Linked DNA regions of Homo sapiens: region 2 is linked to region 1. Evidence: chromatin loops called from intact Hi-C (ENCODE). Cell type or tissue: CD4-positive, alpha-beta T cell. All regions are shown on one strand.

What was found. A loop is a pair of places that touch in the nucleus more often than their neighbours do. Peaks named below come from ENCODE experiments on the same cell type or tissue, not always from the same donor. Only the 100,000 strongest peaks of a DNase experiment are listed, where the experiment ranks them.
Region 2: a loop joins it to region 1, with 2.6 times the contacts of the local background. A loop is called at or near these places in 10 of 110 quality-filtered maps.

The regions. Positions count from the first base shown.
Region 1 is chr1:228,086,051-228,091,050 of GRCh38, reverse strand. All of the region lies in intron 1 of ARF1 (ARF GTPase 1), which reads right to left. Among named protein-coding and RNA genes, the nearest start is that of ARF1, 5.8 kb to the right of the region's middle. RefSeq lists an enhancer at 1,025-1,084. In CD4-positive, alpha-beta T cell, no CTCF peak of the experiment used is centred here; DNase peaks (open chromatin) are centred at 210, 1,270, 2,280 and 2,960; H3K4me3 peaks cover 1,026 bases; H3K27ac peaks cover 2,112 bases.
Region 2 is chr1:228,495,615-228,500,614 of GRCh38, reverse strand. RNF187 (ring finger protein 187) reads right to left here. Exons shown (of 4, transcript NM_001010858.3): 4 at 4,427-5,000. Among named protein-coding and RNA genes, the nearest start is that of RNF187, 11 kb to the right of the region's middle. In CD4-positive, alpha-beta T cell, no CTCF peak of the experiment used is centred here; no DNase peak of the experiment used is centred here; H3K4me3 peaks cover 451 bases.

The sequences.
Region 1 (5,000 bases):
GCTTCTTGGTATTTGTGAAGTGTTACTTCAAAGCACCTCACCAAACGTAAGTCCTTCTGAAATCTGCAGATGCACAGCTCTAACCACACACCAGGTGGACTCCCAGGGCTGCTGAAGGCAGTGTCTCATGACCTCTGACCACAGCTACAATGAAGGACTTGCACTGGCTGTGCACATGGCATCATGGCAAATGCTCTCCAGTCCTTTGTGCTGCCCCAGCCCTGCTCTCTCAGTGATGGGACTCTGGTCTGTCACTGAGCACAAGGCCCTCTAGAATAAAACCCCTGTTTCCTGGCCTCCCTGCAGCTGTGCACACCCCGTGAGTCAGCTTTGTCCATGGATGCTTACACAAGGACATGGAAGGGGCAGCAGAGCCTGGGGCCTACCAGTATTTCTACTCTGGCAGGCAGGGTGCAGTTGGCCTCTACCTGGCCCCCAGTGCAGTGGCTGATGGACTGGCCACTGGGAAAACCAAGACCAAAAACGCAAACCCACATTAGCCCCCAACACTGAAACTCACAACACAAGCTGAGAATAAGGAACCTGCAGGGATTTAACACTGCAACGAGGAACAGCTAAGAAACACAGCACCCCTACCCCCACCTCTCCCTGCAGGTGACAGCTGCCGGGAGAGTACTTCAACCAGCCCCGTCCCCAGGGCCAAAGAACCAGCAGTTTGAGGTCAGTTTGGTGCCCACAGGGGAGACCCTGTCTCCACAGGGCTTCTGACCAGAACCCCAACTCCTAGGTGAGGTCCCAATGCCCTGGATCATGGCCCAGTCCAATTCTGCCAGGCGCCTATGCTGTGCCCAAGGGCTCTTCCAACTTGAGGGCAGGCACTCCCAGGGGCCTGGGCCCTTGTGCTTCACTCTCTCCCATGCATGCTAAACAGCGAATGACTGTGCGATGGCACAGCACCAAGCCAAGAGGGCAGGACGAGTGTCCACATCCCAACCATCTGCTAGCAGTGCGTTCCCCTGTACCTCACATGGAGGCCGCTGGTTCCAGCAATGACCAGAGGCTGAGTCCACAGTGCCCATCTCAGCATGGTCAGCGCACACGTAGCGGAGCTATCTGATGTGACAATGCTACCCTGGTTTTCAGGGGAGTGGCAAGAACCCAGGAAGAGAGGGTGATACTCAGTTTTGCCAGTTCACTTCCTGAACTACACACTCACCACAGACATGCTGGGCACTGAGCTACTGCCAGGCACTGTTCTGGACGAACATAGGCCCACCATTGTGTGGGGCTGGGGGATCCAGGGCCCTGAAGGCCCCTTTCTACACCACTTGAAAAAAAAAAGGGGAACTGGAACAGCACACTGCTGGTGTTGCTGTCATAAACTGGGAGAGCAAGTTGCTCCTTCCTCCAACCACTAGAAGGGGGTGGGGCCCTTGTAGCTTCTCCGCACCAGGTTAAAGAAAATTAATGCAATGGCTGCACCAGTGATTGAGCCAATGCCTAAAACTTGATTTCTGCCTTCAAGAAACGTTCATTTTAAAAATGTAGGCTGAGGGGAAACACCACACAAAGACTTGCTCTTCCAGAGAAATCAAAAGCGAAGTGCAACAATGGGAGTGGGAACCATCACCAGGTTTCCCCCAGCTTTGGGACGAGCACCACCTTGCCACCCCACCCCACTCTGGTCAGTCAGACATGTAAAGAGACGGGGATGCCCCCCCACAGACCCTGGGAGGCCACCGCCCTTGCAGGAAATCCTCGCTTCTGGAGGCACTCCAGACCTAGGTGAGAGAAAGGCACACCCCGGGGACACTCTGGGGACCTCCCTTCAAGTGACCTAGTTCTCACACACACGCTGGCATCTGCCCTGCTCTCCAGGTGATGGTGGCCCCTACACAACGACCCCACATTTCTCTTCAAGACTTTAGACCCTCCTCCCAATTCCTGCCCCTTGACAGCCAGCTTTGCAGCCGAAACCCCCCTCCCAAACCCAACAGGCATTCTCCGCTGTGATGCGAGTAGCCTCCCTCCTGTTCCCCAGGCAAGAACCCCGTCTCCAGCCTCCTCCTGCGTGTTCTCAGCACACCAGTCAGCCAGGTGACCCGATGTTCTACTCAGAGCTGCCCCACGGCTGCCGCCCGATCAGGTCCTTGCAATAGGCTGCCTTGGTCCACAACATAATGCCCACACTGTGCTCTAAATGCTGCCTCTGGCAACCCAAAAGGAAGTAGAGACAGCATCCCAGCACTCGCACAAGACGGCAGAGAACCACTGCTCTGTCCCAACTATGATGCAATGGGGAGTAAAGGAAAGTGACTTCACAACCACGCTAGAGGACCAAGGGTGGCGGCCAGAGAACCACCCTTACCAGGCTGCTCATGCACTGACACCACCAACCTCAAGGGCAAGCCATGTCCATGAAGCAACTACTGTAGCTTTTCCTTCTGGAAACTGAATTCTTGCTGTGATTCTGAAGAGAACAATACACAGTCATCTTTGATTTATAAGGTGATTTTGTTCCTGGAACTTCAGAACACCTGTTAAAACTATGCACAAAAATTTTTTTTTCATATTTATAACAGGTCTGGGACATCAGACGACCTCCCCTACATGAAGGTCAGACAGGAAGTGTTCTTGCCACTGCCAAAGGTGCCAGTGCTGCCACCCAAAAATGCCACCACAGATTACCAAATTCCTTTTTCTGGGAACCGCGGACCCCCTCCGAGGGCCACTGCACACCCCAGCAGGCTTCCCACCCAGTATGCACCCTACTCCTGACAGGTCTCCAAACTCTGCCAGCCAGCGCACTCACCTCAGGGATTCTGCCCTGATTGTCCCGGGCCACTCCTTCACATCTCTGCTCACATGGCACCTGTCAAATGACACTCAGCCCCTTCCGGATGGTCCTGGTATCTCCCTGCCTTCCCTCCACCAGTGTGGGCAGCTCTGTGTGGCACTCACCGTCACAGCCACTGCCCCCGTGGAGCCTCATGCTCATCAAGCAGGGCTTCCTTTGCCCAGAACAGGCCTTCCTCCCCAGCCTCCCACCCTCTTCCGCTGGGCACTGCACAAGTGACTCACCACCAAGGAGAGGAGAAAACAATGGCAAAAGAATGTTTATCAGGCCCATAGGGCTCATGAAGATCAACTGTACACATCTGCAGATGTGCTTTCCCTAAAAATTAAGTTCGTCACGAAAAACCTATCGCATCAACAAGGAATTGCATGCTTTTTAAAAACTGTACTCATGTGTGGGTCAGTCTGAACATTCTTTTGACCATAAAAATGTGGGAAAATGGGGTTGTAGATGCTGTTAACTACTGAAGGCAAAAGTGTGGCAGCTCAGTGATGTCAGACACAAGAGGGAGGGAAGGATGTGTGTTCAAAATCTGTTTTCTAAACCTGCCCCCAGGTCCTCAGCTGATGAGTAGGTATAAATTTTTTTAAGAGCTAAGGGTCCTGCTCTGTTACTCAAGCTGGAGTGCAGTGGTTATGATCACAGCTCACTGCAACCTTGACCTCCTAGGTTCAAGTGATCCACTCTCCTGCCTCAGCCTCCCAAGTAGATTGCACTACACAGGTGTGAGCCACAGTGCCTGGCTAGTACAAATATTTTAAGGAAAATGTCACCACCAAAATTGCCAGAAGATGTATTCATAGTATTTTAAATATAAATCAATAAATTTGATTGGTGAGTGAGCAACTGCATTCCCATCTACAGAAGGTACAAAGCACAGGCACATCTAACTGCCTCCGTTCCCAATCCCCAGGATGAGTATAGATGATAGCTTCTTGGCCATTTGTACCTAAATCAAACCTATAAAATACTTAAAAGTTTCCCGCATAGCGTATATGGTACTGCAAAAATAACTTGCTGTATGACACAAATGGAAAGATGTCTCATGTCTAGCCATGCTACCACTGGAAGCCCTTTGGAAATGAATCTTTCTAGCTTGCTGGCATCCCTTCAGGGAGTAAAAACTATTTTAATACATTCTGCCTAGAAGGCTTTCAAAATATACTATTTTGAGGACATAGGAAAACCCAAACTCAGTTTCTCACACACTCTTATAACACAGGTCGCTTCTCACACCACATGAGCAGGGGTTTCTCCCTACATGCCAAGCAAGCAACCAGTTCTGCGTTCTGCAGCAGACACCAGCTAGGTGTCGTTTAATTCAGTTCAATTCTGACACTGTCTACCTGGAGGCAATCACAAACTCCAGGTTATTTTACCTGTGCTTCTGGACAGCCATCTATAAATCAGGGTTCCCATAACTCCTTCCCCTTGGGTTCAATTAATTTGCTAGAGTGGCTCACAGAACTCAGAAAAACACTAAAGGTTACTGGTTTTTCATAAAGGATGTTACAAAGGATACAGATGGAGAGATGCAGTGGGCGGTGTATGAGGGAAGAGACACGGCGCTACCTTTCCCTCCTGGCTGTGCCATTCTCCAGGAACCTCCATGAATTCAGCTTTCTGGAAGCTCTCTGAAAACCCAGGCAGGCCTTTCGGGTATTTCCCATCAACAAGGAATTTCATGCTGTTTCTTTTTTTTCTTTTTTTTTTTTTTGAGACAAAGTCTCGCTCTGTTGCCCAGGCTGGAGTGCAGTGGCGCGATCTCTGCTCCCTGCAAGCTCCACCTCCCGGGTTCACGCCATTCTCCTGCCCCAGCCTCCCGGGTAGCTGGGACTACAGGTGCACACCACCACACCTGGCCTATTTTTTTGTATTTTTAGTAGAGTCGGGGTATCACCATGTTCGCCAGGATGGTCTCAATCTCCTGACCTCATGATCCACCCGCCTCAGCCTCCCAAAGTGCTGGGATTACAGGCGTGAGGCACTACGCCCAGCCTCATGCTGTTTCAAAATTGTACTTAAGTGTGGTTCAGTCTGAACATTCCTTTGTACAAATGTGGAAACACGGGGCTGTAGATGCTGTTAACTACTGAAGGCAAAAGTGTGACTTCATGGTATAGGTGTGATTGATTAAATTATTGGCTATTGGTGACCAGCTCAATCTTCAGTCCCTCTCCAC
Region 2 (5,000 bases), 410 kb before region 1:
GCTAGAGATGATCAATCTTAGTGAGGAAGGCACATCCAAAGCAGAAAGATGCTACTTGTGCCAAAGTCAGCCAAGCTGTGAATGCAAAGGAGAAGTTCTTGAAGGAAACTGAAAGTACTCCAGTGAACACACGAATGATAAAAAAGCGAAAGTCTTATTGCAGATATGCAGAAAGTGTGCACGGTCTGAATAGAAAATCAAACCAGCCACAACATTTCCTTAATCCAAAGCCTAATCCAGAGCAAGATCCTCTCTTCAATTCTATGAAGGTTGAGAGAAGCGAGGAAGCTGCAGAAGAAAAGCTTGAAGCTGGCGGGGGTTGGTTCATGCGGTTTAAAAAAAGAAGCCATCACTGTAACATAAAAATGCAAGGAGAAGCAGCAAGAGCTGATGAAGGCGCTGCAGCAAGTTCTCCAGCAGATCCAGCTAAGATCACTGATGAAGGGGGCCACACTAACAACGGATTTTCAATGCACACAAAACAGCCTTCTATTAGAAGCAGATGCCATCCAGAACTCTCATAGCTAGAAAGAAGCCAATGCCTGGCTCCAAAGCTTCAAAGGACAGGGTGACTCTCTTGTTAGGGGCTCATGCAGCTAGCGACTTCAAATTAAAGCCAATGCTCATTCACCAATTACAACAATTCTAAGGCCCTTAGGAATTATGTTCAATCTACTCTACCTGTGCTGTATAAATGAAACAACAAAGCCTACATGACAGCACATCTGTTTACTGCATGGTTTACTATTTTAAGTCCATTAAAATATTAAAATAGCCATTAACACAACATTCAAGTCTTATTAACTTTCAAGTTAACTTCCATAATTAACTTTCAAGTCTTATTATTTAAGACATTTCATAAGGCTACAGCTGCCTTAGACAATGATTCCTCTGATGGATCTGGGAGAAAATTTTTAAAAACCTGCTGGAAAGGATTCACCATTCTAGATGCCTTAAGAACATTCATGATTCATGGGAGGAGGTCAAAACAGCAACATGAACAGGAGTTTGGAAGATGTTGATTCCAGCCCTCATGGATGACTCTGAGCGATCCCGGACTTCAGGGGAGGAAGTCACTGCAGATGTGGTGGAAACAGCAAGAGAACGAGAATTGGAAGTGGAGCCTGGAGATGGGACTGAATTGCTGCAGTCTCATGAGAAAACATGAATGGATGACAAGTTGCTTCTTATGGATGAACAAAGGAAGTGTTTTCTTGAGATGGAATCTACTTCTGGTGAAGATGCTGTGCACACGGTTGAAATGACAACAAAGGATTTAGAATTGACATCAACTTAGTTGATAAAGCAGTGGCAGGGTTTGAGAAGAGTGACTCTAATTTTTAAAGATGTTATGTGGGTAAACTGCTATCAAACAGCAACACATGCTACAGAGAAGTCTTTTGAATGGAAGTCAATTGATGTGACAAACTTCATTGTCTTATTTTAAGAAATTGCCACAGCAACCCCAAACTCCAGCAGCCACCACCCTAATTAGTCAGCAGCCACCAACATTGAGGCAAGACCCTCCCCCAGCAAAAAGATGGCAATTCACTGAACACTCAGATGATCATTAGCATTTTTTAGCAACAAAGTATTTTAAAATTAAGGTACATACATTGGCTTTTTTAGACATAATGCTACTGCATACTTAGTAGACTACATTACAGCCTATAAAAGCATTTTATATGCACTTGGAAACCAAACATTTCATGGGACTTGCTTTATTGCAGTATTTGCTGTATTGCAATGGTCTAGAAGCAAACCCATGGTTTCTCCAAGGTATGCCTTTTAGTTTGACCCCAGACTGCACTCCAAAGCAGCGGCCTTATTCTACACTCCTCACAGCACCTCTGGGCTCACCTAATGTGCCATCATCACTCAGACTTCAACATCACCTAGTGCTGCAGTTCCCACCACCCGCCCGAACCACCCCCGCCCCAACCCACCCCGAGCTAAAGCAGTATCTCATTATGGTTTTAATTATGATTCTCCAGTTACTAAATAGTTTAAGCATCTCCTTATATTTTGCTGCTGTCAACCTCATGAAATAATAGCTACTCAGTTAGGTAATGTAGAAGGTAAAATGGCCCCAAGCATTTTTATCTCCTCTCTTTGGCCACAGGATCCTGAAACTGAAAACGACCTTTGGGTCCCAACTATCCACGGCTTTCCCACAAAGCTCTGAAAATAAGAGTTGAGAAAAAAGTATTGAGCTACTGGACAAATACATCAGTGTCTTGAGAATGTGTCCCCTACCTTCCAGCAAACAAACTGTTGCTTTTCTATGCAGTGCCTGGCCTCAGTTTCCTTCCACATGTCACCCACAGCCAGCCTCGGAGATCCTCCTGCCTAGGGCTGCCCTTGACCAGAGAGATCTGGTTGCAGCAAAGCCACAGGGACACCAGTGGCTCCTCAGAGCTTGCGTGGTCAAGGGCTGAGGAAGGGCGTCTGTTTCAAGCCATTTCTATAAAACACCCTGTGGGAGCAGACCTGAAGGAGAGGGGCAACCGCCACACAGGTATGGGGGAGAAATGTTCCCTGGAGATCAGAGGCCGAGGCAGGGCCCACCTGGCTTGCTGAAGAACAGAGAGGCCATCATGCTGGGTCTGCAGGGAGCAGGGGGCACAGTGGTGACGAGAGAGGAAGAGCTCGGGGTGGATTATGTAGCACTTCCCAGGCCACTGCGAAGCTTTCCCGGAATGAATCTGAGTTGCTGCAGGGCCTTGAGTACAGCAGGGGCAGGCTCTTGCTTAGTTTTTATTTTCATTGTTTTAATAAATTTCATTGTGTATATTTAAGGTATGCAACGTGATGTTACAAAGTACAAACAGATAGCAAAATGGTCACTACAGGGGAGCAATTAACATTCCCATCACCTCCCAGAGTCAACCACTTTTAGGATTTTGTGGCAAGAGCAGCTGAAGTCTAGTCATTTAGCAGGAACTCCCAAAACAGTGCAATTTTATTACCTACATTCCTCCTGTTGTACATCGGATCACCAGACTGGTTCATCCTACATATTTTAAAGTAGAAACCCATCTACCTGCTGGGTTGAGAATGCATTGTTGGAGCAGCGGGAGGAGATGAGGTCCCCAGGTCTCCTGGGCAGAAGAGGACAGTGCCAGTGGGCCACGGTGGGGGACTGGCGGGGAGCAGGTAAGATGAGGTCAAGGTCTTTGGCTACAGGAAGAGCCTGCAGGATTCCTTTGCAGACCTATTGTGGACTGTTAGAGAAAACAACTCAGAGACAGCTCTGAGATGTCTGAGGACTGCAGGGATTGGGCCCCTGGGCAAGTCTGGGATGGAGGCAGTGGTTGGACCTGGAAGAGGGTTTGGGAGAGAGACCCACGTCAGAGAGGCAAGTGTGAGGTCACCATGGGGGGCTGGATAGGACAGAGAGGCCACACGAGGATGCCAAGGGTTCTTCCACATGAAGAGGGTGGAGTGGAGAGGACACAAGGGAGACGGAGGAGCATCAGCAAGGCCAGAGAAAGCCCTTGTGGAGGGAATGTCCCTACACAAAAATCCATTCAAAACAGACAAGGGCTTAATTGTAAGGCCTGAAACTGTAAAGCCAGTAGAAGAAAACACAGGTGAAAAACTCCATGACACTGGCCTAGGTTTCAGGGTTGTATCACTTCTTGCATATGACCCTAAAAGCACAAGCAACAAAAGAAAAATAAACATACATGATTGCATAGAGCTAAAAAGCTTCTGCACAGCAAAGGAAATCATAAACAGAGTGAAGACAACTCACAAATTGGGATAGAGTATTTGCAAACCATACATTAAGTAGGGGGTTAATATCCAAAATATACATGGAACTCAAACTCAATAGCAGGAAAGCAAATAAACGACTAAAAAATGAGCAAAGAACCTGAAGAGACACTTCTCAAAAGAAGACATACCAATGGCCAACAGGTATATAAAAAAATGCTCAACATCATTAATCATCAGGGAAACGTAAACCAAATCACAATGAGATTATCTCACACTTCTTAGAATGACTAATTTCAAAGAAAATAAATGTTGGTGAGTATGTAAATTATTATAGCCATTATGGAGAAGCATATGGAGGTTATTCAAAAACTTAAAAAGAGTACCGTGACCCAGCAATCCTACTGCTAAGTATTTTCCCAAAGGAAACGACATGAATATATGGAAGAGATACCCACACTCCTGTGTTTCTTAAGAGCACTTTTACAACAGTCAAGATACGGAATCAACCTACGTGGTCTAGAAGCAAAGTGATAAAGGGATAAAGTGGATAAATGGCTTAAGAAAATGTGGTGTATACACATCATGGAATACTATTTGGCCATAAAAAAGGAAACCCTGCCATTTGCAACATGGGTGAATTTACAGGACATTTATATTAAGTGAAATAAGCCAGGAACAGGACAAATATCACATGATCTCACTTATATGTGGAATCAAAATGTTGATTTATAGAATTAGAGAGTAGAACGGTGGTTAGCAGGGGCTGAGACAAGAGGATTTGGGGAAATTCTAGTCAGAGGGTACAGAGTCCCTGCTATACAAGAATAAACTCAAGGTCTATTGCACAGCATGGTGACTTCAGCTGATAACCGTGTACTGTACGCAGTTGGCCCTCTGTATCTGACTGTCCCACATATGTGCAGAGGGAGGGCTGACTGCAGGGTACTTGAGTATCTGCAGATTTTGGTATCCATGAGGGGGTCCTGGAACCAATCCCCCTTAGGCACAGAGGGATGACTGTATTTGAAATTGCTGAGTGTAGATTTCAAATATTCTCACCACCAAAAAAAACATGAGATGGATACATTAATCTGTCACTCCACAATGTACATAGATATCAAAACATCACACTGTGCCCCATAAATATATAATTTTCTTAAATAGAAAGAGGTTGTGATTGACAGGGTGGGATGTTGCTGGTCAGCTAGGTTAGGTGAGGATGGTGAAGCCACTGTCGGACCTGGTGATGTGGAGACACTGATGTTGTGGGAGACTCTGCC